3 separate regions of the Homo sapiens genome follow, and regions 1 and 2 are each linked to region 3. The links are chromatin loops, found by intact Hi-C in ENCODE. Cell type or tissue: PC-9. All regions are shown on one strand. Links, peaks and the distances in the headings refer to the core of each region. The heading gives the core; the rest is flanking DNA.

Region 1 (10,256 bases), core at 1,046-9,045, 260 kb after region 3:
AGAATGGACTGGGAAAGAGAACGGTTGTCAGACAGATGGTACCCATCTGATGTGGATAGACATTCCCCCATGGCGGAACATATGCCCTCCTCACATCATTCCTCAGAAATGATGGGGTCCGATGCAAGCTTAGACTCTGACCAAGGCCTTGGAGGGGTAATGGTTCTCAGTCAGAGGCAGCATGAAATCATTTTGAAAGCTGCACAAGAACTGAAAATGCTTCGGTAAGTTGACTCCTTCAGATCCTTTCTTTTAATAAAAACCACATTCAGACTGCTCTTTTTAAAGTGATATGATATATTTGAATGGAATCATTTTACTTCAAGTTCTTATCACATACTTTTAATTTATATTTCTGGTCATTCAGTGCTGTTTTAGGGTTAGAATGGGTATTTAGGAACTGTGTTAATGATAAACTTATGCCCTAAGATGTGAAAATTGATTGCTGTCTTGGCCTTTGTAGAAGTGTTGCTGGCATGCCATGCCTGTGCATGTTTCAAGTGTCAAACTTCAACTTTTCAGTGCTCTGGATTTCACAGGGTTCATGTGTAACCTTCATTTTTTCCAGTAATCAGTTTGTTCTTTGGTATTAGATCTGATAGACTTTATATTCACTAATCATTGATAAAACTTTGGAAAGTGCTGTATTTTTCTTTGTTGAAGCTAAGAATGGTTTGCTTAGGAGCATCCTCAGATTTGTCTTAACTATTGATACTTTCTTTTGGGGATGTTTTATCTTTCATTATAACTAAAAGCAGATATTTCTCCTTGAGGATGTTATTTGTTTCTACATAACCAAATGTTTTCTTTGTGAAATGGAAAATAGGATTTCTTGACTTACAATCAACTGTGTATAGGTATCTACATAATTTTCCTCTTTTCTTGTGGTAACAACAATAACAAAAGCTAACATTTATTGCATGCTTACTCCGGGCCAGGAACTGTACTAAGTGTGTTGTGTATAATAAACTCATTTAATCCTTAAACCAGCTGTATCTTGGGATAGGAATTTAGAAGTCAGTGACAGATTGAAAACTTTTTTAAAGCAATTTTTTTGAGAAAGTCAATTAATGATTAGGTTTTGATAAATTCCAATGTATTTCTTCCATTTTTCAATTCTGGTTTACATTTGTGGATCTTAACAATAAATTATAACTTAAACTTTAGAACTAGGAAAGAAAAATACGGTGAAGAAAAGGTAATGATGAAAGACCAGATACGGCAGGTTTGTATGGTCTATAGCTAAGAGGTTTATTTTTTCCAGATTACTCATGAAGAAAATGTGGAAAGCATGCTATAGAATATTTAGCTACTACACTATTCACTTTTAAGTTATAGACACCTTTAATTTTAACACCTACCGTGTAACTGGGCACTTGCTAATAATTGAGTGTATATTATGTCAGTCTGTCTATCTCAAAGGCCTGCAAAGATAAGGTAGTATTATCCCCACTTCACAAATGACACTAAAGTTCAAAGAGGTTAAGTTCCCTTGGCTAGTAAGTGGCAAACCCGGCCTTTGAACTCAATCTGTCTAAAACTCTAAAATCTGTGTTATTTATGGAGAATACCAAGCTGATTGGTGTTGTTAAGCTGCCAAGGTTTCTTTTTTTTTCCTTTTTAAATTTCTTTTTAATTCGTTATTGCTTTGCATGGTAATGCTGGATAAAAGGTGCTGCTGCTGCTTCATCCTTTTTTAAAGCTTTCTAGGCAACATGAACATAATTAAACAATATATAGGGAGTGATGGATAATGTCATAGCCGAATACAAGTCGTTTATGTTGTGTCAGTGTAAAGTCGTAAGGAGTATCATAAGGGATGTGATGATGGGATTTACCTGAGCAGTAAATAATCTTACACACTTGACCCTTACTTTGTGGTCCCTCATTTGTGGACCCTCATTTGGGTCACTTTAATGTAAGGAGAAAATTGTAAAAGGTCTTAAGAAATTGTAGTGGATTTTACCTATGTTTAAGGTAGGCATTGTGAAAAAAAGTAAAAGGAATTTCGTCAGTTTAAAGAAAAAACCGAAGGATTACATAATTATCTTCAGGAATATGAAATGTTGTTTTTAAAGGTATAGACTGACAGTTGTTCTCACCATCTACAGCAGGGGCCATAAATTAAAATGTCCCCAAGAATCAGATAACAAAAATGAGTGAAAGTGGGCCAAGTATAACTCTGTAGAGTACGGTGAAGATTGTGACAGGTTGTTTCATCTAACATGGGCAGCCTCTACTGCACTCAGCTGATTGTTGGCATGTGGGAATGTAGGCCTGGTGTTACCATATCTCTTTAAGATTTGAATTTATATATGAAATATTTTGCTTTGTAAATATGACAGCTAATTTCAAATTTTAAAAACTGATGTGAAAGCCACATTTTGAAAACCTTTTTAGGCCATATTTGGCCCATGGGCCACCATTTTGCAACCTCTGGTCTAAAGAGTTGAAAAAAATAGGCCGGGCGTGGTGGCTTACGCCTGTAATCCTAGCACTTTGGGAAGCTGAGGCAGGCGGATCATGAGGTCAGGAGTTCGAGACCAGCCTGGCCAATATAGTGAAACCCCGTCTCTACTAAAAAAATACAAATAATTAGCCGGGCGCGGTGGTGCATGCCTGTAGACCCAGCTACTCGGGAGGCTGAGGCAGGAGAATCACTTGAACCCGGGAGGCAGAGGTTGTAGTGAGCTGAGATCGCGCCATTGCACTCCAGCCCAGGCGACAGAGTGAGACTCTGTCTCAAAAAAAAAAAAAAAAAAATAGCAAGAGAGCTTTTGGTTGGATTAAAGAAAAACATAACAAGTAGATGAGATAGTAGAAAACAACTGAGGCAGGTTGTAGAATCTATTCTTGAATATCTTCAATAATTTATAATTATTTATATGTCTTAAATGACTGATGAGTTAGCTACATAAAAGCAAAAGAGGGTAATCCTGGAGCTGCTCAGTGTATGGCCACTGCAGAGAATTTTAGGACAAGGATTTTTTAGGTCTCCTTTTTTTAATTAAATATTAATTGTAGTCACTTAGGAATGGAATAAGCATGCTTTATGTACTATGTCAATTTTATTTGTTTGCAGGGAACAGAAAGAACAGCTTCAAAAGATGAAAGACTTCGGGTCTGAGCCACAGATGGCTGACCATCTACCACCTCAGGAATCAAGATTGCAGAATACATCTTCAAGACCTGGAATGTATCCGGTATGGGAGAATGTGTGCTCAGAAAATGAAATGGTTTCTACTTTGTATGTTTCTATGTTGTTTGATTTTTTTTAGAAGTTGAATAAATAACAAATTTCCTCTATAAAATGTAAATTTTGGAAACTTAAAAGTTTATGGTAATTGAACTTTGAACACCTTAAAAGCATGTTCAAAAGTGTGGTAGAGATGCTCCTTTTCCCCAGATTTTGATAAGTACACCAAGTACACCTGAACTACATAGCTTCTGTTCACAAAATGGTAGAATTTTTCTAATAATTTTTATGTTAAAATAGTCCTGTTGGCTGGGCATAGTGGCTCACACCTGTAATTCTAGCACTTTGGGAGGCTAAGGCGAGAGGATTGCTTGAGCCCAGGAGTTTGACACCAGCCTTCGCAAAATGGTGAGACCCCTATCTCTACCAAAAAAAAAAAAAAGTCCTGTTTTCCATCTAGGCAGGGCTAGATGTGGGCCTCGTGATGCTTCCTACCTCTTCAGGCTACTAGTCCTTCAGATGGGGAAATGTCATACCCCAGTACATACTTCAGAACTGTTCAGGCAGTATGAAAAGGGGTGTTTATGTTAAAGACTTGAGTAATTAAGTTCTCCTTTTTTTCCCAAGAGCATGCCAGGACTTCTTTTATTTTTGTTATTTTACCTTTAAGCCAGTAATGGGCTTTTCAAATGTTTAAAATGTTATCTTGCAGGTAGTTTTATGACAGCATAATGAAGAAAACAGCTCTACTGAACCTCTACTGAACCATTTCATCAAATTAACACTTTTCATTTCTCAGTGTTCCCTTCCATCCTGGTCTAATACTTAACAGTAAGACATAGTTGTTGACATCAGTGACCACCATGGTGTTGTTGACTCCCCAGATCGGATCTCCTGACCTTTGTACGCATCTACCTGTCTGCAGGGTTTCTGTCTGTGGATGTGACTCCTGTCAAATGCAGCATATTCAAAATGGGGCTCGTTATCATACCCCATTAAATTGTCTTTTTTCCTCACCATCACCTAGTCACCCTAACTTGAAACCTGAAAATCAACCCTCCATCTTGCTCCATCTTGCTGATTTGTCCTACCCTGCTGCTGATTGATTTTACCTCCTTTGAATCAAATTCTCAAGTATAATTACACCCATTTTAAGCCTATAGTTCGAGTTTTGACAGATGTATACCAAAAGATAAAAAAATTCTCGGCCAGGCGCGGTGGCTCACACCTGTAATCCCAGCACTTTGGGAGGCCAAGGCGGGTGGATCACTTGAGGTCGGGAGTTTGAGATGAGCCTGACCAACTTGGAGAAACCCCGTCTCTACTAAAAGTACAAAATTAGCCGGGCGTGGTGGCGCATGCCTGTAATCCCAGCTACTAAGGAGGCCGAGGCAGGAGAATCACTTGAACCCGGGAGGTAGAGGTTGCGGTGAGCCGACATCGCGCCATTGCACTCCAGCCTGGGCAACGGGCGAAACTCCATCTCAAAATCAAAACAAAACAAAACAAAATTCTCATCACCCTAAAAAGTTCTCTCATGCCCTTTTGAGATTGGGACTACCCCTATACTCCACTTCAGGCAGCGTCGATGTGATTTGTGGCCAGATGGACATTTTAAAACAAATCTCACCATGTGGCTACCTGGCTTTAAAACTTCAATGTTCTCCCATGCCTTCAGGATGAAATTTAGAATCTCTTGCATGACTTTCTTGTTCTTCCTGAGCTGGCCTGACCTCTGCTGACCATTGCTTGCTACTCCACTCTCTGATGCTTCATTTTCCCTCCACATAGAGCTACTTAACAATTTTGTGAATGTGCTAGATTCTTTTACTTCTTCATTCCTTTGCGTATGCATGTTGTTCTCTAAGCCTAGAGTCTTTTCTTTGCCTTCCCATCCCCTCCTGCAACTGGCTAATGTTTGTTTATCTTTTACAACTCAGCTCTACTATTTTCTCTTCCACCTATGTAGGGCAATTACCCTTGTACATACCCTGTAACATCTTGTACTAGTCTTTGTTGTCATCTTTATTATGTTGCATTTTGAGTGTCTGTTTTCTTGTCTTTCTTTCTAAATTGAGTCCATAAGATAATAACTATATCTTTCATCTTTGTGTGTCTTAGTAAATAGAAGCGCCAGATTGTACATCCACATTTCTGCTTTATTTGCTTAACAAATCATAATCATCTTTCCATATTGTTATATGCTATATTATTTTTTGATTTACAATAATTTATTGAATTAATTCAATTTCTGTTGGAATTTGTTTCTAATCTTTCACTGTTATTCTTAATATTACCCTAATGAATGTCTTTGTATTGGGTTCTTATTTTAGATAACTCCTTTTCTTTTTTCCTTTTTTTTTTTTTTGAAATGGAGTCTCACTCTGTTGTCCAGGCTGGAGTGCAGTGGCATGATTTCAGCTCACCGAAACCTCCACCTCTTGGGTTTAAGCGATTCTCCTGCCTCAGCCTCCCAAGTAGCTGGGATTACAGGTGCCTGGCACCACACCTGGCTAAATTTTTTGTATTTTTAGTAGAGACAGGGTTTTACCAATTGGCCAGGCTGGTCTTGAACTCCTGACCTCAGGTGATCCACCTGCCTCAGCCTCCGAAAGTGCTGGGATTACAGGCATGAACCACCGCACCCGGCCAATAACTTCTTAGGAGTAAGTTTTATGTTTTTGTTTTGTCTCTTTTTTTTTGCTCTGTTGCCTGGGAGGCTGGAATACAGTGGTACAATCATAGCTCACTGGAGCCTCAAACTCCTGGGCTCAAGTGATTCTCTCACCTCAGCCTCCTGAGTAACTGGGACTACAGGCACACACCCTACGCCTGGCTAATAATAAAAAAAAAAAATTGTTAGTAGGGACAGGGTCTCGCGTTGTTGCCCAGGCTGGTCTCGAACTCCTGGGCTTAAGTGATCCTCATGCCTTGTCCTCCCAGAGTGCTGGGATTACAGGTGTGAGCCCCTGCACCCAGCCAACAGTGATTTTAACGTCCCAAAGTGGGACACTTCAGTCAAAGAATAAGCATACTTTTTTTTTTTTTTTTTGAAACGGAATGTAGTCTGTCACCCAGGCTGGAGTGCAGTGGCACAATCTCAGCTCACTGTAATATCCACCTCCCGGGTTCAAGTGATTCTCCTGCCTCATCCTCCTGAGTAGCTGGGATTACAGGTGCCTGCCACCATTCCTGGCTCATTTTTTTTGTATTTTTAATAGAGATAGGGTTTCACCATGTTGGCCAGGCTGGTTTTGAACTCCTGACCTCAGGTGATCCACCTGCCTCAGCCTCCCAAAGTGCTAGGATTACAGGCATGAGCCACCACACCTGGCCCAGAATAAGCATACTTTTTAAATGATTCCTGTCACATAGCCAAACAGCTCTCTATAATAGTTGTATAATGGCCGGGTGTGGTGGCTCATGCCTGCAATGCCAGCACTTTGGGAGGCCAAGGCAGGTGGATCACAAGAGGTCAGGAGTTCCAGACCAGCCTGGCCAACATGGTGAAACCCCGTCTCTACTAAAAATATAAAAATCAGCTGGGCTTGGTGGCATGTGCCTGTAATCCTAGTTACAGGTGAGGCTGAGGCAGGAGAATCGCTTGAACCTGGGAGGCAGAGGTTGCAGTGAGCCAAGATTGCACCACTGCACTCCAGCCTGGGTGACAGATCAAGACTCTGTCTCAAGTGCATCACCTGAGGTCAGGAGTTCAAGACCAGCTTGGCCAACATGGTGAACCCTCGCCTCTACTAAAAATACAAAAATTAGCCAGGCACGCGCCAGGTGGTGCGCACCTGTAATCCCAGCTACTAGGGAGACTGAGGCAGGAGAATTGCTTGAACCTGAGAGGTAGAGGTTGCACATAGCGCCACTGCGCTCCAGCCTGGGCAACAAGAGTGAGACTCTGTCTCAAAAAAATATATAAATAAATAAATGAAAAAAAATAATTGTATAACATCTATACTATAGCCTCGTAAGCATTAGCTACTTAATATTTTTGGTATATTTAATAATTTTAATACAGCATTTTTGATTACTAGTGAACATGAATATTTTCCCATATTTGTTAATTATACTTTCCTCTTACAGAAATTCTGTTTGTGTCCTTCACCCATTTATCTGTTTGAGTCAGGTTTTTTTTTTTTAAATTAACTCATTATCCTTAATATAATATAGATATTAACCCTTTCTCATATAAACAATAATTTTAAAAAATGTATCTTTTACTTTCACTATATAGAATGAAGAAAGCAGTTTTTAAAAAATTTATAAGTATACATCTATGAGATCTTAAGATATTTAAAACTTGTCTTGATAGATCTACCCAGACTGAATAGCTTCATCCTATATTGGCATTTTCTTGACAAAGTTTACCATGCCATACTTTAAAAGTTTACCTTTAGGTAATAGCCATTTGTCTTTAACTGTAGCCAGTAGTTACCTCCAGTCAAATAATGTTCCTTCTGTATTAGTCAACTCCATTTTATTATTCAGAAAGTTTATTTTTAAAGTACTGTGTATATATGGGCAAATATATAAATAATGTATATTGTGGGCTCTCCAGGATCTAAAATAGCGTCAATAAAGAAAAAACATCCTAGAATAACAGAGAAGTAAAAAACCAAAACAAAACAAAAAACAAAAAAATAAAACCAAACCAGCCAGACACAGTGAACTAAGAAATGGGAAGTAAGTGTTTGAATCACACTTACAAAGATTAAAATAGAGACTAGGCATGGTGGCTCACACCTGTAATCCCAGCACTTTGGGAGGCTGAAGCGAGAAGATTACTTGAGGCCTGGAGTTCAAGACCAGCCTGGGCAACATAGCAAGACCCCGTCTTTACCAAAGAAAGAATAAAAATAAAATGTATTTGGCAACTGGGTTTCAATATTGAGTAGATAGGACCAATTTGCTAAGAAGTCCTACCATCTCCATCATAGACATTTCTGATGGTAACTGGTGATGCTTTGGGAAAACAAATGGAAGGAGGGCACACAACAGTGGCACTCCTTAGATTACTAGATGTTCATTTAGTTTATTTTGTTGTTTCATAGTACTCATGTTCTCTGTTGGTCTCAGCTTCACCACAGATGACTATTGTCAACCAGATAACTGAAAGGAACAGAAGTGTGGAGGCTATCTAGGATTTCTCTCACTGAAAATTTACTGTTTTTGTGGAGGAGATAGGTCTCTAGAGTAGGAAGATAGTTCTTATTTATTTATTCATTTCTCTCCTTCCTGCACACTGAGCATAGGAAGATAGTTCTTAACCGAGGGTTATAAATCAGAATTATTCATGGAGGGTTTTTTTAAAATTTTGAATTACTGGTGGGACCCCACCTACAGAAGTTCAGTAGATTTGGTATTGGCCTGGGACATTTGAATCTTACGTGGCTACCACCCTAATTTGGAGTATGGAAATTTTAAAACGTTTTCATTACCCCTGTAAGATCACTGCACCAGTTTACAGTTAGTTAATCCTCATTCCTACCCCAGTCCCAGCACTTTCTGTCTATATAGATTTGCCTTTCTGGGCATTTTGTATAAATGAATTATATAATATGTAGTCTTTTGTGTCTATCTTCTTTTCAAAGTTTACCCATGTTGTAGCATGACTCAGTACTTCATTTCTTTTTACTGCTTTTTAAATTTCTTTTTATTTATAACCTGTTACATGAATATACCACATTTTGTTTAACCATTCACCAGTTGTTGGACATTAGGGTTGTTGAATAGTACGGCTATGAATGTTTGTGTGCAAGTCTTTGGATGGACATATGTTTTTATTTTTCTTGGATAGATACCGAGAAATGAAATTGCTGAGCCATATGATAAATTTATGTTTGGCCGGGTGCGGTGGCTCATGCCTGTAATCCCAGCATTTTGGGAGGCTGAGGTGGGTGGATCGCCTGAGGTCAGGAGTTCGAGACCAGCCTGACCAACATAGTGAAACCCCATCTCTACTAAAAATACAAAAAATCAGCTGGGCGTGGTGGCGGGTGCCTGTAATCCCAGTTACTCAGAAGGCTGAGGCAGGAGAATCACTTGAACCTGGGAGGCAGAGGTGGCAGTGAGCTGAGATCGCGCCATTGCAGTCCAGCCTGAGCAACAAGAGTGAAACTCCGTCTCAAAAAAAAAAAAAAAAAATTGTGTTTGACTTTTTGAGAGAAATTGGCAAAGCATTTTCTATAGTGGCACCATTTATTCCCACTAACAATCTAAAAGGGTTTTTCTTTCCTATATCCTTGCCATCATTTGTTTTTGTCTGTCTTATTAATTATAACCATTCCAGTGCATATGAAAATGGTATCTCATTGGGATTTTAATTTGTGTTTCCCTAATGACTAATGATGGTGAGCATCTTTTCATGTGCTTATTGGGCATTTATATATTTTCTTTGGAGAAATATCTATTCTCATCTTTTGGCCATAGTTTTTTTTTTTTTATGATTTGTCTTACCGAGTTTAAGTGTTTTGTATATTCTGAATTCAAGTTCTTTATCAAATATAAGATTTGCCTATGTTTTCTCCCTTTCTGTGGCTTGTCCTCATTTTTTTTGATGGTATGTTTTGAAGCACGAAATTTTGAATGAGTCCAAGGTGTTAACTTTTTTCTTATAAATTGAGAACCAGATTTTAATTTCCACTGATCTATAAAAACATAGTGGTATACTTGTCCACTAAGCTATTTATTCTGTTCTCTAGCCTCCAGGGTCGTATAGACCTCCCCCTCCTATGGGCAAACCACCAGGTTCAATTGTAAGACCCTCTGCTCCACCAGCAAGATCATCTGTTCCTGTGACCAGGCCACCTGTCCCAATACCACCACCTCCACCTCCTCCACCTCTACCTCCTCCTCCTCCAGTGATAAAGCCACAAACTTCAGCTGTAGAACAGGAACGATGGGATGAAGATTCTTTCTATGGGCTCTGGGATACAAATGATGAACAAGGACTGAATTCAGAATTTAAGTCAGAAACTGCAGCAATTCCATCTGCTCCAGTATTACCACCCCCACCTGTTCACTCTTCCATTCCCCCTCCTGGCCCAGTGCC
Region 2 (10,256 bases), core at 917-8,916, 120 kb after region 3:
CCTTAAGCTAATATCTCTGCACTCTTTGCTACTAATTTTCACATTCTAATTTTTTAAAGGCTGAAGGGTCAATGAATGGAGGAGCGACAAAAGTGAAACCACCTCTTGCATAAATGGCTTTCCAGCTGCATCTCATAAGAGAAGGTACACCAAGCTGGTTCCTGTAAGCTACAAAAATGCCAAGTTAAGAATGGGAGTCTGAATTGCAATCACTTACCTCAAGCTCATTCTCATCAAAAATAGCCAAAAGGTTCTCAGGGACCAATTCATTCAGGCCTGAAACAAAGTAGGCAAGTTAAAGTCATACCCACACCATGGATACAGGTATTTTAACTTCAAGGCCAAGAACAGACAGGATCCCACCTTTTAGGAAATGTTCCACCTCCTCTTTCACTTGACTGGCCAGCCGATATTGGGCCAGCAAATTTAAATAGAAGATTTTATTCGCATTGGTGACTGGAGTTTGAGCTCCACCTGTCATGAGTTCTACAACCTGTAACAGGCAGCAAAAGACAGACAAGGGAGAGGCTGTGGATGGAAATTTATGAGATGACATCTGCCTGGATGTTTTATAGACACAGATTACTGACCTCCATCACTGTCAGTCACAAGTTTCTGCTGTGCATTCAGCTTTTCAACACACTTGGTTTAATTTAGTTCCTAAGCTTCAGGGTTCCTACCACTATTGCTGTATACTAGCTATTATTTCTGAAATGGGTGCCTGGGTAAGGTCTTCTCTGACTCAGTCAAGTAGTAGTGATGCAATAGGAAGATACTATGGCTCCTCGCTAGCAATGTTTTAATCTATGATCCAAAATGAAACCACTATTGACCTCTTCTCTAAGCAACTAAGAGTAAAATCAGATAAGCAGTAAGGAAGTCTTTTTATGTCTCAGAAATTCCAAGATGGGAACAATTGTTCCCACACATTCTTTTATCTCTAATGTGAGTCAACAGAACAAGCCACAGTTTGATACTTGAAGATCCTGGATTCTAATCTCAGCCCTGATGCTAGCTTGCTACAGACCTTTGGTTAATTGCCCCTCCAGACCTTAGGGGAAATTATTTGGCCTGAACTTTCCTCTCTGCAAAGAAAAAGGTGAACAAACTGTATGACTCTCAAACAGAATTGGTATCCCCCAATAAACTCCTAAGGGAACTTTGAAGGAGCCCTGAAGCACAGCTTAAAACCATCATCCAGGAATATTTGTGTAGAGTGACCAAGGTTGTCTCCACAGGTGAATGAAGTTACAAGATCAGATTTTAAGACAACAGCATGGTAGCAATAGCATGCTACTCCACAGCAGGGATTCTCAATGGATCTAAAAATGTAAAACATTTTTTCTGTTGGTATGCACAATCCTGGATTTTTTTTTTAATGTAAGCATTTCTATCTAGGAGACTGAGAAATAAATTATTAAGATTTAGTATTCATATTAAACACAATTAAAATGAGCACTACCCTGGGTCTGAGGACCCTAATTCAGTGTCCTATTGACTCTAGCTGCCTTACCATGCCAGCTCAGGAAGTTGGGTCTAATCCCATGTGTACAAAGGCAGACAGCTGGGAATCCCATAATTTCCAGAAAGGATATCTGATTATCAGTATAGTGGTACCAATGGTCACAATTTTTCAATCATTCCTATTCTGCTTTTAACTTTAAATTTACTGCAACTTTAGCGTCATCATTATCATTTGATGCTGTTTAACACCACAATGTAAATAGAAGCACATGCATCGGAAATATCTCTGGGCCATCATTTTCTAATAAAAAGTTTTGGTTTTATTATTTTGAGATAGGGTTTTGCTGTGTCACCCAGGCTGGAGTGCAGTGGTGCAATCACAGCTTACTGCAGCCTTAACCTCCTGGGCTCAAGCGATGTTCCAGCTTCAGCGCCCACTTCCTCCCACACTACCCCAGTAGCTAGGACCACAGGCACACGCCACCATACCCAGCTAGATTTTTAAAATCTAAAAGACAGGGTCTTGCCAAAGTTGCCCAGGCTGGTCTTGAACTCCTGGTCTCAAGCCATCCTCCTGCCTCAGCCTCCCAAAGTGTTGCAATTACAGGCCATGAGCCACTGCGCCCAGCCAAAAAGTTTAAAAATACCCAGGCATTGTGTTAAAATAGGAATCACCTACATCACTACTGCAAATGTTGACACAGACACTGCCATCTCTTCCAAATCTGCTTGTACAGTGACACTTCACCATCATTCAGTTATTTTTCAACTGGAAGCAGGACTCGGTGGGATAGATGGAGATATGTGTCTTTTGCTTCACTCAAATGGGCTGAGATCATAAAGCATAGGATGCAATGTCCTAAAGCTGTGCTGTCCAATACAGCAGCTGCTAGCCAAGTGTAGTTATGTAAGTATACATTAACTAAAATGAGAAGTTCACTTATTATGTCACCCACATTTTGGGTGTTTAATAGACAACACAAATATGGAACATTTCCACCACTGCAGAAAGTTCTCTTAGACAGTCCTGCTCTACAGGAAACTGGAGAACATAGGACCCAGAGGCTTTGTCCTCTTTCTCACCTTATCCAATTGACCTGATTTATTATATTTCTCTTCTGCAAAGACCAGCTCCATCTCACTCATGTCATTGTTGAGGATAAAACAAACTTTAGATTTGTAGAATTCTGGGTCATCTGTTTCAAAGTACTGAGGAGGCAGAAAGACACAGAACAGAACATGAATACTCTTGCCCTGAAAGGTGTAACTGCTTAGAACCACTTATCCCTTCAACCTTAAAAATTATTTACAAGCCCAGGAGGAGAGATTTCAGGGTTAATGGCCAGGGGCCTTAGTAGGAAATGCACACCCAAGATGTTACCTTGTAATGCATACGCAGTCCTATGATTTGGGCCAGGAAAGAGCGGGTGAAGCGAGCTCGGACCAACTGCTTGTAGGCTCCTCCTAGAGAGGACTCATAGAGACACTTGCCCACGAGCCGTCCCGCAAACTCATACATTTTCAGGCGCAGATGAGCGGGGCGATTAGGGTTGGGATGCACCTGTCCAAGAAAGAGACTGAAAGGCCCTGGGCCATTTTTCTTCAAGCCCAGTTCTGGAAGGACCCTTCCTTCCCCAACCCCATGCCAAAGGAACAAGATGTCACTGTGAGGATCAGAGCCCATCCAAATGTTAGTTTTTTGGTAGCCACCACTGAGTAATTCAAAGTGACTAGAAGATAAAGGGCAAAGGTGGACATAATTAAGAATCTTATATTAAGTTTGTGGTTAATCAGCAGATGATGTGATGCCTTTTCCCTAAACCAGAACTTCTTTCAGCCAAAGTGTACTTCTCTACTCCTGACACCTTTGTCTAGACAAAGATCTAGTACAGGAATCATTTGCTTCAGGTATGTTTTGAGAAAGAGGCTTAATTATTATAATAATTAGTAGAGTAGACATTATACTATAATGTTTTTAGTCAAATATTCAGCTGCCTGCATTTTTGCTTATTTTACAGATGAAATAATAAAGGCAAAGAGGAGAAAGACAATCTGATTAGCTTATATTTTAAGCAGTAAAATTAAGAATAGGACACAGGTTGTCAGGTTCCCAGATCAGTTTCATAATTTTGAATCCTTGTTAGTCTACCCATGATAACATAATCCACATTTTCCACCCACCCGTCACCAACTCACTAATGCTTGGTTGTTGTCACTGAACCGGGTGAAGAGCTGATTGGTGGTATCAAATAGTGCTTTGCAGATTAGCTCAAACCATTCCCGGCGAGGCCCTCCCCAGTCCAGAGCTGAAAAGCATAATGAAAATAAAAAATGACTCTGCCCTCCCTCCTCTTACCACTTTTGTTTATTGAGTCATCATTTTATACTCTCCACATTCCCTCTATTGTACTACTCTGGTGTTTCTCCGTTGCGACTCATCTAAACTGTGGTCCTTTAGAAATCCCACCCCTTTTTGTAGGATTAATGGTATTCTGATCACTAAGGAAAAGCCCCCTAGTATGGAAACACCAGAGGTCGGAGATCCCAGGAAATGGACATTTCTCTCAAGGTAACCACGGTTCAAACACTTAGAACTCTCTCTCCAAGTCCCTGTATGTCTGTGTACCACAAGCTCCTCAATGCCATCCTGGCCAGTAAATACTACCCTTTTTTTCTTGACTCATGGTTCCCTTTTCCTTGGGGAAAAAAAAACCTAGGTTTTTTTTTTTAGGGAGTGAGTAGGAGGTAAGAGTTGCTTTTTTTTTTTTTTTTTTTTTTTTGTGGAGAAGGTGCGAGTGGGGAGGAGAGTTCAAAAAGATGAATATAAAATTTCAAAACTGACCTTCTTCATCCTGGAAAACAACCTCAAAGTTCTTGCTCCAATCTGAGATGGAGAAATTCCGAGTGGCTTTCAGAGACTGAAAAGAAGTGAAAGGAAGGGAATTGTCAGAACACTGGCTGGTGTCCTCTGGATGTTAAAGACAACACAAGAGCACTGCCATTGTCTGCTGGACTAACTACGACTGCCTGAAGGAGATATGTTACTCATAAACAAGCTTTAATGATACCACCTGACATTTAAAATGCACATAACTTCAAATTTAAAGTTTTAAAAAATAATCTGATTTGCCTTTACATCATCACTTTGTTGGAAAGCTGAAGTTGTTTTTTTCTTTTCCTTTTGTTTTAAACAATCCTTGTTTTAGCAATGAAAACATTCTTGCATAAAGAAGTAAAAAATGACTCAAGTCAGTAAGCTGTAGGCAAAAGAACCAAGGAATCCTGGTTTTCAGCAAAGTATGATCTATCCACTAGACATATTTATCCACAAGGCTAGGTTCAGACAGCGAGCCATGCCACACGGAGAATATGGCTGAGAAAACGGGTTTCCAGTCACACCTACCAGAGCCAAACATCACAAACACTTTCTGGACAGGAACCAAGCCTTCTCATTCCTGGGGAATGTAAGAACTATGCCAGTGTCTGTGCAGTGGAGACAGACACACATCAGGTGTTCCTTTTCCATCAGACCAAAGTGACAACAAAAATCATTTCCTTTTAATTCAACAAGCGCTCTATTCCAGGGATTCAATAACAAGAAGTTTCTTCTGTAATCACTATTTACACCTGCCCTACATGGGAGTTCCAAGGGACCCATTCAGTAGATTTGAAGGCCAGTAAGTAAACTGCTCTTCCCTCGATAACATACCTCCAACAAAACTGCCCCAAATTTAGTAGAATCAAATAGAAGAACAGACATATGTAAAGAGAGAAATTTAGGTTTCAGAAATTTAGTATATCTGTCTTTTATAAGTATATCTGTCTTTTATAAGTATATCTATATCTTTACTTAAACAGAGAAATTTAAGTTTCATGAAAAAGATAACCAGATCAGGCATGGTAGCTCATGCCTGTAATCCCAACACTTTGGGAGGCTGAGGCGGGTGTATCACTTGAGTCCAGGAGTTCGAGACCAGCCGGAGCAATATGGCAAAATCCCATCTTTACAAAAAATACAAAAATTAGCCAGGCATGGTGACACATACCTATAGTCCCAGCTATTTGGGAGGCTGAGTTGGGAGGATCACAGCCCGGGAAGATCGAGGCTGCAGTGAGCCATGATCGCACCTCTGCACCCCAGCCTGGGCAATAGAGTGAGACCCTATCTCCCAAACAAAAACAAAAACAAAAACAGTAACCTGCAGAATATAGACATTCAATTGGAAAACTTTGGTATCTGCTGACAGAGATGAAATTTTACCTACCGATTCCAACAAGGCATGTCTGCTGACCTTCAGGGTGACTTTGGAATGTGGTCTTTTCATATGTACCTGCCGAAGCTCTCGCTGGAAAAAGTTCACCTTGTCCTGAAAGGTCTCAGAGCCTCCTGGGGAACAGCAAGATCCATCATTACAGCCTCATTACAAGCCATCTGTGTAGTCCTGCCTCTCCACCCTCATGGATGTGGCTGGGCTCACTACCTTCCCTATAGAATCCCTGTGTAACCTCACCTATGTTCTTATGCAGGGAGCGGATAAAAGTGGCTGCTAGAATGTTCCTCTCCTTACAGCTGAGCTCCACAGGAGGTTGAATGCCATCATCCACCACCAGTGTGAGCAGCTTATGGACAGGGTCAGGACCAAGGTATGAAAACTGGTAAAGAAAAACAAAGAAATTAATCTATAAAACCCTCAAGGCCAGTAAAAGTCCTCCACAGCTCTATCCTGTGTACCAACCAACAACAATAAGTTAGGCTTGTTTTCTCCAAATGAGGACCTACCAGAAATACATTTCATTATTTTTCCCTTCAGTGATTTACATTTCAACATTTAAAATTATTTTAGTCACAGAGACTGCCTTTAGTTAGGACCACCAGCAAAACTACAGACCTTCTAACATAAAATATAAGAAGGGTGATATGTTAAATAGCAATAAATGGCAATACGGTGATATATTAAATAGCAATAGTAAGGATATATTAAACAGCAATAAATGACTACTCCAAACTGATCAGAAGAAAACTATTTTTATAAAATGGCACATTCTAGCCTTTGGGCAAAAGTTTAGATTCCAGAAGCCCAGAAAAGTTAACAACAAACAAACAATGTATTTTAATATATGAGAGTGGTGCTTCTAAAAGGAGTTAGCTTCAGCACACTGGGAGACCAAGCTTGGGCCAGAGTTACAAACATCTTCTCTATTAACTTAGTCTTGAAGGCAAAGGATCACTGTTGAAGTATTCTGAGTTGCTGCTAATTCCTGTTTCTGTAGGCATGCGTCCTTCCAGAATTTATATATTCTTCATGCCATTTAGTGAGGAGATAATGATGCTTTATTTGGCAACGAATCCTGTGTACACTGTGAGATCTTGCAGAAACACTAAAAGTGCTTCTGAGAAAAAATAAAAGGCTGAGATAGTCCAGAGATGAAGCATGCTTGATGTGAACCAGATGTAAGGTTCAGCTTACTTTTGTTCCTGGACACACTCGGAAGGTGTAAAGGCGCCAGGGGATGATCTTCAGGTAGAACTCCTTCACTGAGAATTGCTGGAGGACCAACAGACAGGAAATGAAGTGAATGATAAATAAAAAGGCTCTATTTGGGTATTCTAATTCAAATATCATAGTCCCTATTTACATTTCTCATAACCTTTCCTCTCCATGGACAAAAGTAATAATTTAGTGAGTACTAAAGTCAAATAAATACATTAACTCTCTATTTAAAAAGGCAAATTAAAAATATTACCCTGATGGCCAAGTGTGGATGGCTCACATCTATAATCTCAGCACTTTGGGAGGCCGAGGCAGGCAGATCACTTGAGGCCAGGAGTTCAAGACCAGCCTGGCCAACATGGCAAAACTCAGTCTCTACTAAAAATACAAAAAAATTAGCTGGGTGCGGTAGCTCATGCCTGTAATCCCAAGTACTCGGGAGGCTGAGGCACAAGAATCGCTTGAACCCGGGAGGCAGAGGGTGCAGTGAGCTGAGATTGGACCATGGCACTCCAGCATGGGTGACAAAGTGAGACCCTGTCTCAAAAAATAAAATAAATAAAAAAAATATGACTGACAATGCAGTTTCACACAGAGATATTTCATAATTGTAATACTCAAGTCTTTCTAAATATCTGGGATCAGGTTTTCACTTTATGAGAACAGAATATTTCACCTAGAAACAATCAAAATCTCCTTCTGCTCAGCCCCATGATGCTCAGAATGACTTCCTCCAAGTTACTGGATAGCAAACACCAGCAACCCATACACACTGCTTTATACCTATTTGAATGGTGCCAAGGATCTGCCAGGGAAGGGAGGCAAGATGGGGTGAGCTGGAGTGGAATATGTTGGTGGTATAGGGGAAGGTCCTCACACAAAAAAGTTCATACAAAAGAGGAAAAGACAATGCAAAAATTTTTTAATCTTAAAAAATCCCTTTTATCTGAATGTGCAGGTCAGTTGTTTTCTTGATAAAAAAAAGTTTAAAGAAAATTTCAAACACATACTAAAGAAGACAAAGAAGTATAATGAAACTATCAGCTGCTTCAACAATTATCAATTCATAGCCAATCTTGTTTCATTTATTCACTTACCCATTTCCCTCATTACCATCACCCCTAGTCCAAATTAAGGCTAGATTTTTAAATGAAGAATGGTACACAGCAAAGTGTTCTGAAGTAGAACAGAATTAGAACTCAGTTTTGGTTATGAGATTAAAGAGATGCAATGGGATGTTTCACAGAGTCTCATTTTTATGAGGACTGAATGAATAAGGAAAAACAAATATTAAAAAGAAACTAACACAAAGTGCTTCTTAGCTCAGGGGCTTGGGAAATTCACCTTCTTTCCTCTGCCAAAATTTCTTTACTCCAATCCTGTAGCCTAATAGTGACATCCATTTACTGTGGTTTCATGAATCACAGAACAAAAGATCAAATTGTTTTGACACAGCACAAGAAGCCAACAGTAATTTTTATGCTAGCAAGAAATTTTTAACAGTTGAAAGTGGCTTTCTATACAACTAGTTAACAATCTTGCCCTGATTCTCAGACTGTTACTTTGTGGTTTCTGCTACCAAATACCAATTACACACAGGTTCAAGCAGGGGGATTTTATGTCGAGAATGGAAGGTCCAACCTTTGGTGACACATAGCAGTACACCTTCTTCGGTTTCTTCACCTTCTCAGGGGTGTGGCACTCAGAGGGCGAGTCTTCATCTTCCTCGTCAACAGCAGTGGATGGCCGGCGCTGGGAAGAGGTCATGTGCATGGGTGGCAGGTGCCATGGAGTGCTGCTACAGTTGGTAGCATTATAAAGATAAGCCTCAAAGTAAATGCTCACGCCTGAAGTGGACACATTGCGTTCGACGATATTCTTCTCATCCTCTGAAGTATAATAAGGAATAAGGTTTAAAGTAGAAGTCAGAGAAGAAAAAAATTACCTATCACAGGCTTTTAGTCCACAGGACAAGCCAAATGTGGCCCAAATATCAAATGTTTGTGAGGTCAGACAAAAGAGTGCAAACAGGCAAAGAAACGGCTGAAGAACAGCACTAAATCATACTTTTCTTTTAACTTACCACTTAGGACAATAATGTCAAATTCACCATTATTGATTGGCTGATTTTGGTATGAAATGCAAGCATGGAAGCAGCCTCGAGAATGCAGGGTGAGTCGCAAGAACACCTGGAAAGTCTGCCTGTTGGATGTTACTGATTTCTCAAATGAGACACCAGTACTCTCTTCTTCTTGAGGGCCGAGCTATAGGAAGGCAACAGAGCATCACTTAACATATAGTATTTTCCCATTTACAAGCCACTTTACTCCTTACAAAGAGCTTTCCTATCTATGATCTAATCTAAATCACAAAATTACTAATGAGACAGGTATTGTCAGATGAAGATACAGACAGCACAGAAGTCAAGGAGAAGGAAAGAGAGATCGAAGTGAATTAGGTGTGAGAATAACAGAGAAAGGAGCCAGCTCTCTCTAGCACACAGATAAAGAAGGGAGACTGCTTACCTCATGAATGGACAAGGTGTAATTGTGCTCATCTCTCAAGGACATGGAATTGTTGGTGGGATTATCATACTCATCTCGGGGTACTATTTGAAGGGTGTGCGGCTGCCCACAGGTCAATACAAGAGTAGAAAAGTGGCACACAATTTTGGTCTTAGAAGGAACCACCATTCCTGGAACAAAGACAATGGAATCTAACATTTATTTATTTTATTTTTTTATTTTTATTTTTTTTGAGATGGAGTCTCGCTCTTTCGCCCAGGCTGGAGTGCAGTGGCGCAATCTCGGCTCACTGCAAGCTCTGCCTTCCGGGCTCATGCCATTCTCCTGCCTCAGCCTCCCGAGTAGCTGGGACTATAGGTGCCCGCCACCATGCCCAGAGAATTTTTTTTTGTATTTTTAGTGGAGACGGGGTTTCACTGTGTTAGCCAGGATAGTCTCGATCTCCTGACCTCCTGATCCGCCCGCCTTGGCCTCCCAAAGTGCTGGGATTACAGGCGTGAGCCACCACGCCCGGCTGGAATCTAACATTTAAAGGTGCTCTTCAGGGCACAAAGATCTGCTCAGTGGGTCCTAGAAAGCTAGGTTTCCTCCCAATTCCTAGGGATAAATAACACTATCAAGAGGAAGAGAGGCCAGGTGCGGTGGCTCACACGTGTAATCCCAGCACTTTGGGAGGCCAAGGCCAGAGAATCCCTTAAGGATCCCTTAAGAAGTTCAAGACCAGCTTGAGCAACATAGCAAGACCATCTCTACAAAAAATAAAAATTAGCCAGGC
Region 3 (8,000 bases), core at 1-8,000:
TCTGGTTACCAGAAACACCACACATTGGATATTTCTCTTGAGAACCACGTGGGGGAAAGCCTACACCCTTCTCCCTAGGGCAATTATTTCTCTTAACGCAGGCCGGGGCTACATGTTGCTAACCTGCCCCTCTATCTAACCCAAATCTTCTTGACGGATATAGCACAAGTAACTCACAAAACCCAATCTTGACGCGCATCCTCTTGGCTGCAGAATTCCAGTCTAGCATCCTGATCTTTGTTTCCTTCAGGGAGGCTCAGGTCTCCCCAGAATGATTAGGGAGATCTTGCTCAGCTGAGAGTCAGACATACTGTGGTTGGAATCCTGGCTCTACCTGCCCTAGATGTATGACCTTGGACAAGCTCCTCAGCCTTCTTGGAGCTCCATTTTCCTCATCCATCAAATAGGGTTAAAAATCCTGGGCTTGCAGGTGGCTGTACAAATTCAGTGAGACAAAACATGTGAAGGGCCCAGTGTAATGTGAAAGTTCAGGAACTGGCGGCTATTCTTGGTTTAAGAGAGAAAGGTGCAGAGTTCCTTGAAAGGGCAGAGCAAGAGAATCTGTTCTCCCTGGAGATACAGAGGGCCCTGGGTTCAGAGGTGAACTCAACCCACCCCAGGCAAATGGCAAGACGATCTCATGGCAAACAGCTGGAGCCCACCACTGTAGGCCCTGAGCCATGTGCCAGCCCCGCCTGTCCCAGCAAAGGGGCCTGGGGGTTGACACAGCCAGTGCCAAGCCAGATGGGGCAGTGGCCAACTTTCCAGTCAGCCCAGATGTCTGTCTTTCTCAGATGAAAACTCAAAAATGTGGCCTCAATCAAAGTGGCTTTTGAGAACCGTGTGTTCTCCAGACTCTGGCAGGAGGATTGAAGAGGGCTATGAGCTGGGACCCTTTGATAAATCCCAAGGGGTCAGGAAGACCTGGCTCAGGCTAAGTCCTGGGAGTTCAGCTGGGTACACATTACCTCTACCACTCAGAGTGAAGGGAGCAGAGGGGAACTGTGGGCTGGTCTAGACTGACTCCCGGGCCAGCTCTCCATGCAAGTTCTGTGGCATTCTGGAACAAAAGGGATTTACCTATGCCATGCAATTAAGACTTCAAGGCAGTCCTTTTCCATGTCAGGAATAGTGGCATTCTGTTGCGACCTTCTTCAACAGTCCAGCACAGAGCCTCAAAGCCAGAATGTGACTGAAGGGAAGCCATGAAGCCACTCCCAGGCTGCTCACCCTATCACTCCCACCACTGCCTGATTTGCTAGAACACTTTACTGGGGATGACAAAGGCTTCCCCCAGAAGCATAAGCCTATTTTATCAGAGGAGAAATAGGGGCTCAGAGAGGCAAAGCCACTAGTGCCAGGGATGATCTAGGATCCAGAAGTCCTGTCTGTCTTGCCAACCTTCCCCAAACCTGCCCTGGCAGCTTGTCTTTTCTTCCTCTGCTTCTTGTATAGAAGCTTCCTTGTCATCCCCACTTAAAGAAATGTGCCCACCCCAGCCCCAGGTTCAGGCATGAAGCGAGGTGCCTGGCACTCTGTCAACACAAACAAGGCTCCCCAACGTCTTGCCCCTTCTCTATACAACGCCCAACTGCACTTTCATGTGTTTTTGATGTTTATGTTGCCCTGGTCTTTGTTATTTCTTGCTCAGTGTGCTGGGATGCTTGACATTCCAGGGTCTGTACCCTGGTGCCCAGCGCGCTGAGATGTTCTGAACACAGTAGGGGAGGCCACCATCTGGGATGGGGCAGAGCGAGGGCAAGGGCTGAGCGTTGGGTGTGTTGGGGGAGGGGTACAATTCGTGTTCTGCACGCACCTGATCCACAGAGCTCTGCTCCCGTGCCCACCGCCACTGGGCTCTAGCCCTGTCTGAACCGAGCTCACCAGCTGTATTTGGAGCAGGTTCCTTGGGCATCAGGTGGGCTGAGCTCTCAAGGCTGGCACACAGGTGGAACCAGGAGTGCAGCAAGTGGGCGAGCAGGTAGCTGCTTCAGTACAGACTCTGGCCTTTTTCTCCTGCTCCCCACCCTTCCAGTGGAGGGCTCCCCCACTCTCAGAAGTGCTTCCAAGATCTGGGGATGTGGTCATGGTGCCTGTCAGCCCTGGCTGAGGGCAACAGGCCTAGAATCCTCCATTGGCAGCAGCCAGCCCTGGCATGGACCTCACAGCCTGCATCTCTGCACCCCTGATGGGCTCCAGAGCTTGGGACAGGCAGGCCCTGTGCTCCCACTGTCCCCTCCAATCCTATAAGTGGCAGATGTGACATATAAGTGAAGAATCCAGAGTGGCTCTATTTTCATTTTCACTAATGTCACCTGATAGGTCTGTGGCCACTAACATCACTGTCAGATTGGCTTAGTGAATTACAGAGGAGATACTGACCCAAGGACCCTGTGGGGCCCTGATCGCTGACACCCCACCCAGAGGGCTGCATCTCAAGAGTTCAGGATTATGCTTGGTACCCAAATCAAGGACACCTTAAGGCCTGAAGACTTGCCCAGAGGAAGGTTCCGAGAGGGGCATAGACCTCAGCTGGGAGGAGAATCCCAGCAGTGAAGCGGGATTCTGAGAAGGCCCTTCTGGAAGCCTGTTTCTCAGCTGCACCACTCCACTCCTTTACACTCACGCTGTTGGCAGCTGAGCCCACTCTTCCCCTTCATTATTTCTCAGATTCCAGAGGCAACAGCGTGACAGCTTCTGAGCCCTGAGACAAGGAGGGGAAACTTCTAAGGCTGCCCCTGAATTGCCACTTGGATGAAATCTCATTGTTCCTACCACCTAGAAAAGCCAGCTCCCTCCTAGGACAGCCCTAACTGGGTCAGGAGGTCCCAGGGCAGGTCAGCACCTTGGTCAGCGCAGCAGGTACTGCATGCCCCTCAGAGGGTTGATGGGGTAAAGGGAGAGAGACCCCCACCCACTTGTCTGAATGAGCCAGCTCTTGGGAACCAGAACCTGCCCAGAGCAGGGACTTGGGAGCCCTGGCCCCACCTAACCCTTCTGACATGCCTGCCTTTCTACAGGAGAGCCAGGGCTGAGCAGGGCTCAGCAAGAGACATACTGTGCTCCAGAAAATGTTGCTCATTCTCTTGGTCTTACCTGCACATGCAATTTCCTTGGGTTGTTAAACTCTTCCCCATTACTTAACTGTCCTACCCCTAATTATTCTTCAAATCTCATCCTGGAAGTCACCTCCTCTGAGAAGCTTTCCCTGATCCACAGGGTTTAGCCTGTAGGGCCCCCATCCCACAGTGTACAGATGTGCAAGTTGTGCACTGCACAAAAGCACCATCTCTAAGGGAATCATTGGCATCCTAGATTGGCATATTTATGAAGATGATCTTGAACAAATGGAAGGGCAGGTTTTTCTAATTTGCACAAAGGTGCTACTGGACCTATGAGGGGCCTGGGCTCCACTGCCTGTGTTTGCACAGCACTCAGGACTTGACCAGACACTGCTCAAACCTCTTCATTCCTGATGCCTACCAGCCATCTATGACTACCCACTAAATTGTAAGCTTGGAGAGGAAGGTGCGGTTTTTACCACCTTCTCTACTCTCTGTCCAGGGCCTGCATGCTATGGCCTCTTCAAATGGGGGCTTAGTCAATGTAAATATTTGTCGACTGATTAGAATGTGGGATATAGAAGTTTCAAGGGTTCAACGCCTGATAGGAAAGAGAAAAGAAAACAAGGAAAGAAGAAAAGTGGCAAAAACATCTCTGGCCTACAGGGGAGACCTGGGCAGTTTGATGCACATCTCCTGTGCAGTGGGTCCATTCCTTTCTCGCTTTCTTGAGGGATACTTTCTAATTACAATAATGATAATGATTGTAATAGCCATGGTTTATTGACCTAATACTAAGCATGTGCATCATTTCATTTAATCTCTACAGCAGTCTACGAGGCTGGCACTATTACTATCTCCATTTTACAGATCAAGAGACTGACGCAGAGAGAGGTGATCAGGAAGAGCTGGGACTGGTACGTAGTATGTGTTAGACATTTAAGCCTGGGAGCTGAACACTACCCTTTGCTACTTCGCCAAAAATTCTATCACACTGTAAAACTGTCTACACTTATTTTTAGTTTGGAAAATGTAGTCACTGCTCCACAGCTGAGTCTGATGCAAGGAACAGCCCTGCCCCTCCCATCTTTGGGCTCCTGTCCAGCCTCCTGACAAAGCTGATTGACCAAGCTGACTGCTGACAGGCAAAGGAAATACACACCAGGCTCAGGCCCAGGCCCAGAAAGGAGGCCTGGAGGGAGAAGACAGACAAATGGGCAGAAGCCACACTCACGCACAGGCATCTGGTCACCCTCCTCCCAATTGTGCAACTAAGACTGGGGAGAGCATCGTGAACAGGCATCTTGCTCACTCCTGAAATTGCAGTCCTTGGCACATACAAGGCACCCAGTGAGTATTTGCTGAATGAATGAATGAATGAATGAATTAACACATGTTAGGTTTTTCCCATCGTCCAAAAGAGGGCAAGGAACTAGGGCTCCCATACCCCAAGGATGAGGACATCTAGGACAGACATTCAACCCTAATTCAAAGTCAGGGAGGCTGGAACAGGAGGTAAGGAGATAAAGAGGAGGCCTGGGGGCCCCATCAGGGAGAGAATAAAGAAAACACTGAATCACTGAATCAAGATCTCTGGACCCCTGGCATCTGGGAGGGGTGTGCAGGGGAACACTGAGTGAAATCCCTAAAATCTGATCAAGAATCTCTGCAAGAGAGAGCAGGCCCTTGCAGGCAATCAGATGGAGCAGGCAGGACAGACTGCACCAGCAGAGGGCTGCCAGGAGCCTCAGTGCTGGCCAGAAACACCTTCAAGGCAGGTCTGGGAAGTCTGCAGTTTACCAGCCTGTTCTACCTGCCTGGCCTCTGACATCCTGGAGGGGAAACCCTGGCAGGAGAGGGCAGGCCCAGGGAGAGCTTCCTCCACAACACGTGACCTTGGACTCCAGCACTCACCTGGTCTGGGTGGGCATGGGGCACACAAAGTCACCCCCCAGAAGGCTCCCACACTGCCACAGCAGTCCTCCTGGGTAGTCAGCTCCAGCAGAGGGTTGGCACACTGGAAGGAGAGGCCATGGACACCTGTGACCACCCCCCTTCCCTCCCAGGCTGTGCACAGAGATGTCCCGGGAAAGCCTAGGACACAGAGCTCACTCCCCACATTCTGCCAGAGGATGTCCCCAGCCAAAGAAGGGGAGAAGGGAGTCAGCCCATATCCCAGAAGGAAGCAGAGAAACCTGCCATGCACTCTCCCAGCCCTGAACCTTGTGTGTGGATGGGACACCCCAGACACAAGATCTGCCCTGTGCGGGGCTGCAAACCACCACCCTCCATGGCCCCAACCACAGACAAAGGGTCCTAAAGGAAGAGCTTCCTCTGCCTACCTCCAGGGAACTGCAGGGTCACCCACAGAGTGGGCCTTGTGAGCAGAGCCCCAGGCTCAGGGACACCCCAAGGTGAGAGGCCAGGGATGATCTGGGAATTCAGGGTGTTTACCCCTTGGCTGTCCCACCTCCTCCAGTTCCCTAATCTCAGATAGGGTTTCTGGAAATACCTTAGTTTCTGGAAACTAAGCGGTTTCCTGGCAACCCCAAGAAAAACCATACTGGGTCTGGTCTAACCCCTATTCTTGGGTGCCTGGCCTCAGAAAATCTTCCCTGATTTCCCATTATGAGCTGAGGATGGTTCCAGAGGGCAATAGGAGTATCTCTCATCTTTGTACCACCAGGGCTTTGGGGTTAACCTCCATTTGTTAATTCCACACCTCTGTGACCCCAACTGTAGCCTCAACTGGATAAAAAACTCCTGGCCAGATCCTAACAGCCCCACTGGTCCATGTGCCAGGGGTCATAGGATCAGCATCTCTAGGCTGCCTTCACCTGAGGATGCTGGTGACAGCTCCTCCAGAGGGGAACTTCCTTGGGTCTTCTTCTGTGTGCCTGGTATTGACAAGCACCAAGTAGAGCCCAGGAAGGAGGCCCAGACTCTCCATACATGGACAATTTCATGCCTTGGGTTTTCCCATCTGGGAAATGGGAGAGTCTGCAGACACTCACATTCCATAAGAACAAAGAGGACAGAGAGGAGGAGAAGGGCAGACTGGGGACAACTGCCATCCTGGAAGCATCCAGGGCTGAGGCCAGAGCTGTGTTCTCACCTGTCCGTTCACAGTGTTCAGGTAACACCGGCCCAGCAGTCCTCGAGGCCTGGGTGCTGCTGGGGGCAGTGGCCGAGGGGGCTCTCCAGACCGAGCAGGGATGTTGTTGCTGTCCCAGAGGCTGTGGCCAGGGCTGGCAGGCAGCCAGGGCGGGGGTCTGGTCTCCACGCTGTTCTCCACTAGGGCCTCCTCCACCCCGCCCCGCACCTGGGCCACCTGGTGGATCTGCACTGAGGCCTCGGGTGGGTGGTGAATGTGCACCTTCACCAGGGAGGGGTTCACGGAGGCTGGGCACAGGGGCTAGAGTCAGAGCCAGGGAAGCAGGGCCCCACCCTCATTTCCAACCCTCTGAAGGGTATCCACCACCCCTGGGCCAGGCAGGCCACTGGCTATGTGTCACCCCAAAACTCTCCTTCCATTTCTTTGCTCCCAAGTTAGAACCCCAGAATGATCCCTTGTGGGGACGGGATGAAGTGCAAACTCTGTCACTGAAGGAGCCTCATTATCACATTCCAAGCTACCTTCCTGATTCTACCTCCCCCATGACCCTGGCCAACCCTGGAACTCCAGCCCCCTGTCTCCTGCATGGCCCCACCTCCGTGCCTTTGCTCGTGCCAGTCCCTCTGCTTAACCAGATGCTACCCATTGTTTCAGGCCTAACTGCAGTCCATCCCCTCCACGCAGCTGTCCCAGAGCACTCTGGGCTTAGGAGCCTCTCCATCCCCTGATCCCCTAAAGCATTCTGTATTTTTTTGGCACCTAATAATGGAAGGCAGGGAAAATGAAATGTTTTATGCTGATATTCTATTTCCCATCCATTCTCCCTCTATTACCCAGGCCCATGGATTCCTTGAGGGCGGCACCCTGCCCTTACACTGTTTTGTCTTCCCCAGGGTTCCCAGCACAGGGAAAGGGCAAAAACAAGTCGATAAATTCCGATGGGAGGGGGCTGAGAAGTTGAGGGAATGAAACTTAGCGCTGAGGGCCAGGAGAAAGAGGGAGGTTTGATCATAAAGGAAGGACTACAGGCAGCTTCCCTATCCCTGTCACAGCCATGGTGACAGCCTCCACCCAACTGGCACTCCTCCCAGGGTCCCGCCGGCCCAGCTGTGCCGGCACTCACCCAGCTGGTTGGAGAGCGGCAGTGTGAAAGTGGACTGCTTCAGTGGGGCTTCCAGCAAGGCCCTGGGGCGGGACCCCCTCCCTGGAGGCTCCCTGTCCGGCTGCGGGATAGGCAGGTGGCAGAACTTCCCGGTGGAGTTGGCGGGGCACCAGCATTCGTCCCTGCCGATGCAGCGGCCTCCGTTCAGGCAGGGGATCTGGCAGAAATCTGCAACATCAACCCTCAAGGTAACCAGCGGTGGAAGAACAGCAGCACCCGCTCTGTGGCTGGTGACCACCACAGAGAAACAGGCGGCAGAACCCTGACCCTAGATGGCTCCTGTAGCCCGGAGCCCCCTGAAATGTAGGGACTTTCCACTTCATTCATGTAGAGTGAAGAAGAGTGGATAATAACCAGCCCCTGCCTTCCTGAAAAGTCTATTTAGGCGTTTCCCTGCACCCCACAATAACCTGGGAGATGGGGAGGTGGCATTATCATGAACTCTGTCTCTTCTCTGTTGAGGAAACTTGGACTCAGAGAGGTTATGTGACTCCTAGAGTCACACAGCTAGGCTGCCAAGTGAGGACTCAGCTCCCCATGTGATTTGGGACAACTTGTGGAGCCACAGTTTGGGAGCAGCGGGCTCCAGTCCAAGGCAGGCCTGGCTCTCTGGCCATCTACCCTCCAGGGCCAGCTGGGAACCATCTGAGCAGGAAAGGGA

Evidence for each region. Peaks named below come from ENCODE experiments on the same cell type or tissue, not always from the same donor. Only the 100,000 strongest peaks of a DNase experiment are listed, where the experiment ranks them.
Region 1: a loop joins it to region 3, with 18 times the contacts of the local background. A loop is called at or near these places in 3 of 110 quality-filtered maps.
Region 2: a loop joins it to region 3, with 3 times the contacts of the local background. A loop is called at or near these places in 2 of 110 quality-filtered maps.

What each region holds. Positions count from the first base shown.
Region 1 is chr14:74,799,474-74,809,729 of GRCh38, forward strand. It overlaps YLPM1 (YLP motif containing 1), which reads left to right. Exons shown (of 21, transcript NM_019589.3): 5 at 1-224; 6 at 3,083-3,203; 7 at 9,907-10,256. Among named protein-coding and RNA genes, the nearest start is that of YLPM1, 41 kb to the left of the region's middle. In PC-9, for the core only: CTCF peaks have their summits at 4,936 (motif pointing left) and 5,136; a DNase peak (open chromatin) is centred at 4,888.
Region 2 is chr14:74,667,102-74,677,357 of GRCh38, forward strand. It overlaps AREL1 (apoptosis resistant E3 ubiquitin protein ligase 1), which reads right to left. Exons shown (of 20, transcript NM_001039479.2): 6 at 9,482-9,651; 7 at 9,040-9,220; 8 at 8,598-8,845; 9 at 6,933-7,010; 10 at 5,976-6,117; 11 at 5,730-5,851; 12 at 4,307-4,382; 13 at 3,661-3,770; 14 at 2,846-3,025; 15 at 2,548-2,673; 16 at 364-493; 17 at 218-276. Among named protein-coding and RNA genes, the nearest start is that of AREL1, 41 kb to the right of the region's middle. In PC-9, for the core only: no CTCF peak of the experiment used is centred there; no DNase peak of the experiment used is centred there; H3K27ac peaks cover 419 bases.
Region 3 is chr14:74,544,887-74,552,886 of GRCh38, forward strand. LTBP2 (latent transforming growth factor beta binding protein 2) reads right to left here. Exons shown (of 36, transcript NM_000428.3): 6 at 7,301-7,507; 7 at 6,178-6,464; 8 at 4,977-5,079. LOC124903346 (a long non-coding RNA gene) reads left to right here and starts at 7,429. Exons shown (of 2, transcript XR_007064265.1): 1 at 7,429-7,527. RefSeq lists enhancers at 6,469-7,132, 7,133-7,797. In PC-9, for the core only: CTCF peaks have their summits at 4,781 (motif pointing right) and 4,980; a DNase peak (open chromatin) is centred at 4,835; H3K27ac peaks cover 868 bases.